Linked DNA regions of Homo sapiens: region 1 is linked to region 2. Evidence: chromatin loops called from intact Hi-C (ENCODE). Cell type or tissue: PC-3. All regions are shown on one strand. Links, peaks and the distances in the headings refer to the core of each region. The heading gives the core; the rest is flanking DNA.

Region 1 (2,936 bases), core at 263-2,762, 150 kb after region 2:
TTTAAGATGAACTATTCGAACTTTGAGAGGTATGAAAAGAAAAGCAATAATTTCTGATAATACTTTCAAATCTGATTAGTATATTAGTGTAAATAAAGTTAACAATGTAAAAGAGGGAATATATGACAATTTCTTCTACTTGCAAGAAAAAAATATGAAGCGGTGGCAACTATGTTATTATATAATGTCTCAGTGCAAGAACTGATTTTGAAGCATTTTTTTCCAACATCACAATGCTTTTTCTACTTCATAATTTCACTAAAATTATATAGCTGTCACAAAGTCATGGTTTGTGAACTGTAGTAATACGTTCTAAGAGTATGTTGTCATCTTCCCATTAGCAATCATATGATGGCTGATATTTTTTTATAAGTAAATTATTCATTTAATGTAAGACTTTAAAAATTAATTGGCCCCCTAAAAAGATTTACATGATATGAATAATTCTAATACTGGAAGATTTTATTTTTTTATGATTCATCTTAAAGTTTTAACTTCTATATATGCATACATATATATAAAGACATATGTGTGTACATACCTACATATACATATATAGTTAGATAGCAAAATGCACACATCTTTCCTCCCACGATTCTTCAGTCTAATAAGTCATTCATGTCCCACAAACCTTAAGTTACTTCAGATGCCATCATTTTGCTCATCATTGATATCCAACCTGATTCATATCTACATAGCTCTAATATCAATCTCTTCTTTGTTATCATTGTTCTTTCAGATTACTGAAATAGTCTCCTAAGAGTTTTTCCCATTCCCAATTTTTCATGACACTTGAGTCAGATCAGGCCACTAAAGGCTGGCTAATATTCAAGGCTGGTAAAAATTAAGTTATGTTGACCAATGAAAGATATGATACACACAAATGGATATCACTTCCGGTGTCTAATTCCCTATTAGAGTAGGAACAAATTTCAGTGGTCAATGCATGAAGAGAAATAACAAGATTGAACGTTAAGGCTAGTAGTTGGAACGAATAATGAACGCATAAAATAACGGGCATAGTTGAGTGTAATTATAGTATGCTATGCAACTCAAAACTTTTACTCAATTACATGAGGAATTATAACAAGGAAGGTGACCAAAAGTTTTATACCTTTACAAAGTATTGTGTCTAAGAAAATGAATGAAAAGAGCAAGAAGTCGGATCAAAAATACACGCCAATAACGACTTTACAAGATAAAACAAGTAATTTTCAAAATTGTTGGACTGAAATGATAATAATATATACATAAACAACTCTAGATATGGTCTCTCTTCCTTTTGTCCCTAAATGCTACTTTTAAATTTTCTTTATAGTAAAAGGTATAAATTGTTATTTTTAAAACATATACTATCCCATTCAATTTAAATAACAATTCTATAAGAAATGTATTATTTACATTTCAGAGGTTACAAAACTGAGGCCCAAGATCACACAAACTGTAAGAAATAGAGGGACCTGGGTTTTTTAAGAACTAGAGAGACCTGGGTTATGAATCATAGTTCCGTATGTAAACTTTACCAAGCCATGTAACAAGTACTATATAGATTAGTAGTTCTCAAGTGGAGTCATTTTGCCCTCCAGAGAACATTTGGCAGTGTCTGGAGATAATTTTGGTTGTCACAGATGGGGTAAGGAGGTTTTGCTGCTGACATCTAGTGGGTAGCGGCCAGAGATGTTGCTAAATATGCTACAATGCACAAGACAGTTCCCCACAACAAAGAATTACATGACACATAATGTCATTAGTGCTGAAGTTGAGAAACTGAAATAGATATTATGTCCTGATAATACAATAATAAATATAGAATGTCAGAGGAAACTATAGATTATAACTTGAGAGATTCATAGAAAAAGTAGGGAAAGAAAAAATATTGAATTAGTAATAATAAGACAAAGTAAAGACAAAGCTCAATAAAAGCTTACCTATGACTTTATGAGAAAAGTTTTTCAATATAATAAAGTAGATCAAGAAAATTCTATGAAAAATTTCTGCCTTCTCAAGATGGAAAATGTGATTTCAATCATTTTAGAAAGAGCATTTACAAATAAAATGTAATTGGACAGGTATTTTTCTTTGTAAAGTATACATTTCCTCTATTTATAGACATTGTAAATTGTGAAACACATCACCCATTTCTTAGAAGCTCTATGAAAAAACAAAATATACATATTTAAAAAGACAACTAGAAAAGTATAATTCCGTATAACATCAGTTCACTTTAATATCACAGGAGATCTCTTCCTTACTCCTAATCAGTCTAAATGATCATCTGAATCACTTCTAGGAGTTTGCACAGTGTAAGCTGACAAAGCCTGTGCTTATTATCTTGAAATTATATGCGTCTTGAAGAATTGATTGTCATTGTATAGCATATCAAATAATTCCAGAATTTCATGTGTATTTCTTATTTAGTAAAACTCATTATTTTTCTCTTCCATGCTGGAAGGTAAACAGTTTATCTTGAAAATCAGCTGGAAACTTTTGACAGATACTTCACCAATGCCTGAGTGACAGCTTTCTGCGACACATCAATAAATCTTTGGCCTTCCCAAGGTTTATAAATTCTCTGATGGTCTGAAGAGATTTGGCTATTTCTACTTTCTAAACTGAATTGCTGGACTATGATAGAGAATGATTGGTATACACAATAGTTTTAATTTTAAGAATACTCCATAGCATAATCGTTGGAATAAATTTTTAGGCACAATTAGGGATTCAGGTATACTTTAAACTAAATTTTGCCATCTTTTCAAATAATTAAACTGAGAACAATTGGATGAGAACATGTCTTCAGCACCCTTCCCTTCTAATTCATCTACACACACGCACACACAATGACAATAACAACCAGAGAGTCAGCACTGACTTCTTAGCCACTAGATAGGCAGAAATCACCTTACTTTGATTCCAGTTTCAAAAATGTTTAGCAT
Region 2 (2,936 bases), core at 63-2,562:
GATCTGTTATTTCTAATTTTTAAGGAAAATCTCCAGGATGAATGCATGAAATCAGTGATTCCTTAGGCTTGGAAGTTCTTGAAGAGTTAGGGTGCTTCTCTGGTAATTCAAACTTCTGAGCAAATGTTTAGTGGTTCCAAAACTAATACAGGTTTTAAATAATCCATGCTGGAATAAGATGGAATAGAGACAGAGAATCAGTTATAAAAATTAAGCAATTAAGTTTAGAGAATAGAAAGAAAATCAATAAAAAGAAATAATAGATCCAGGGAATAAGATATTATTTCCTAACAAATAGAAAATATTTTATTGTAAGTAATGAGAGATGACTGAACTATGTGTGCTGACTTTTGGTTGAATGTATTAGAAAAACAATTTCATGTTTATAAAATCCAGCTCTAAATTACTTACATTCTAGCAGGTAAAAATTTGTGTTGTTGTATCACTGACTTTTTTTCTGTACATTATCTCTTTTTATGCCTATATTTTTCTGCTCTTTTTGAATTCATTCTTGATGCCATGTCTCACTCTTTGTATAATTCCCTTCTCAACAGTTTTTACTATTGCATCGGCTTTCTTTCCCTGTTATAATACTCTTTTCACCATAAAAAAAGAGATTGTACTTTTGGAAAGGAGACAATCCTAAATAACCACCATTCACCAAAGTCACTTTTCTATGATAGTCTTCATGTATTTCATGAGTTACACTGATACCCATTCTTTGTCTGAGTTCTCAAAAGAAAATTGTTCAAAATGCCTTTTAGAGTAAAACTTTCTTCTTGTAGTAAGCATTTCAAGATACATGGGGTAATTTGACAAGTCAGTGCTGTTAGAGATGTGAATATTTGAATGTAAAGTTGTCTGAGTCTTGTTTAATTTTTAAATAAATCAATCATGTAGTAACAGTTGAGAAAAAATAGGATTGGTTCCTATAGATAATTGATTTATATTATACAATCTATGAGTTTAACTTTTTCACCTTTACCCAAAACTTAAGCAAAGCGATTAAATCCAAACATTTAATAATTACTTAGAATAGCAAGGAGTCTTTCATATAATACCAGAAATTTAATAATAACTGATATATTTATTACTTTTAGTTTGTTTTCTGAACTTACATAAAACACAATATTGAACATACTCACATGGAGGAAGGTTTCTGTAAAGTATTTAGTTGACAAATGTGAAATACATACGTCTAGATGTTTTCTGCTTTCCTACCATTAGGGGGAGCAATGGAAGCTTGAAACACTTGGTTTTCACTTAACAGAGTCTCAGTGAGGATTTGTGCTTACTTTCCTGTTACTATCAGAGCATCTTTGTGACAGAATCCTCTTAAAGCCACTTTGATTAACAAATCGGGAAAATTATATATACTTTGCATGATAATTAAATTAGTTGTTTTCTCTGCTTTTGAATTGCAAATACAAAGAATGATCTTTTAAAATGTGTGATAGCAGTCTAATAGTAAAAAGGAAATGTGATTCTTATTTTCCTCAGATGATTTCTTCAATATGTTGACAAAATTGATCCCTAATTAATTAGAAAAAAGGGGGAGAAGAATTAATGGAAATTCATTTTAAATATATAACATGGATATTAGTTGTTAATGTGAAAATTGAGATATGTGATAAATATTCAAGAATAGGGGAAACATTAAGTTATGTCAAATAATTCAAATTCAAATAGATGCTATATGCTACTTTTCTTTTGGGGAAAAAAGATGTATAACTTTGGTAAAATTATGATGTAGATAAACTTTGACCTCTAATTGGTATTTTCTTTAATGTGTTAGGCTTTTTGTTTCTTGCTCTAATCTAATGCCTTCAAGCTACACATAAACCAATAAAACAATTTGTTGTAGGGATAAAGGTTAAGTATGTATTTTTCCACTTAAAAAGTACCCTACGAACTTCCTAAATGATGCCTTTAATGCAGGATTGTAGACACCTTGCTATGGAGATGGGTGAACTGTTTTTATTTTAAAGGCTTTTTACCCCAGATCCTTTTTCTTTTTTCTTTTTTTTTTTTTTTGAGATGGAGCTTCTCTCTGTCACCAGGCTGGAGTGCAGTGGTGTGATCTCGGCTCACTGCAGTCTCCACCTCCTGGGTTCAAGCAACTCTCCTGCCTCAGCCCCCCGAGTAGCTGGGACTACAGGCACACCACCAGGCCCAGCTAATTCTTGTATTTTTAGTAGAGACGGGGTTTCACCATGTTGGCCAGGATGGTCTCGATCTCTTGACCTCATGATCCGCCCACCTCGGCCTCCCAAAGTGCTGGGATTACAGGCGTGAGCCACCATGCCCGGCATACCTTAGATCCTTCTAAGGGTTACCTAGTTCTTAAAATATCTGATAAAGATTTTAAGCATTGTCCTTTAATAATATTCCTGTGTTGGCCTTCTTAAGTGGATGTTACCTGTTAGGTACCTGTTGATTACAACATCTCTAAAGTAGGTAGATTTCTAAGCTTGTACTGTTACTTATGTCAGACCTTTATTAGGTAATTGCTGAAAATAATCAACAGAGACACCTGAAGAATTGGCAGTTAGAAAGAGTGGTCTGTAAGCTTATTTTGTTTGGAGAAGGGCAAGCTCTGGAACCAACTGATCAAGGGTTGGTTTTTCAGTTCCTTATGGTTTTTTCCTATAGCTCTGGTGACTTTAATACCTCATTAACAGCTTCCAGGATTTTCCAATCTTTTGGTAACCTAAATACCTGAAACTTGGCCTGTTGTGTTTTTACAACCTGGAATCTCCCCTTCACCTTCCTATGATCATCCTGTATTTTATGGCTTAATCAACAAAAACATTTCCAAGTTTGAGTCCTGAAAGTAGTCTCGTCTACTTCTATTTTTCCTAGTTTTCTGTTAAATGCTCCGTAGTTTGTTTATACAGTTTATGGTAAACTGTAAACTGCTAGAAGGAGAACATTCT

What was found. Peaks named below come from ENCODE experiments on the same cell type or tissue, not always from the same donor. Only the 100,000 strongest peaks of a DNase experiment are listed, where the experiment ranks them.
Region 1: it touches region 2 in a loop (2.6-fold over the local background); 16 of 110 quality-filtered maps call a loop at or near these places.

The regions. Positions count from the first base shown.
Region 1 is chr12:85,724,905-85,727,840 of GRCh38, reverse strand. No RefSeq gene overlaps it. Among named protein-coding and RNA genes, the nearest start is that of RASSF9, 110 kb to the left of the region's middle. In PC-3, for the core only: a CTCF peak has its summit at 1,679 (motif pointing left); no DNase peak of the experiment used is centred there.
Region 2 is chr12:85,870,990-85,873,925 of GRCh38, reverse strand. No RefSeq gene overlaps it. Among named protein-coding and RNA genes, the nearest start is that of NTS, 1.8 kb to the left of the region's middle. In PC-3, for the core only: a CTCF peak has its summit at 1,238 (motif pointing right); a DNase peak (open chromatin) is centred at 1,235.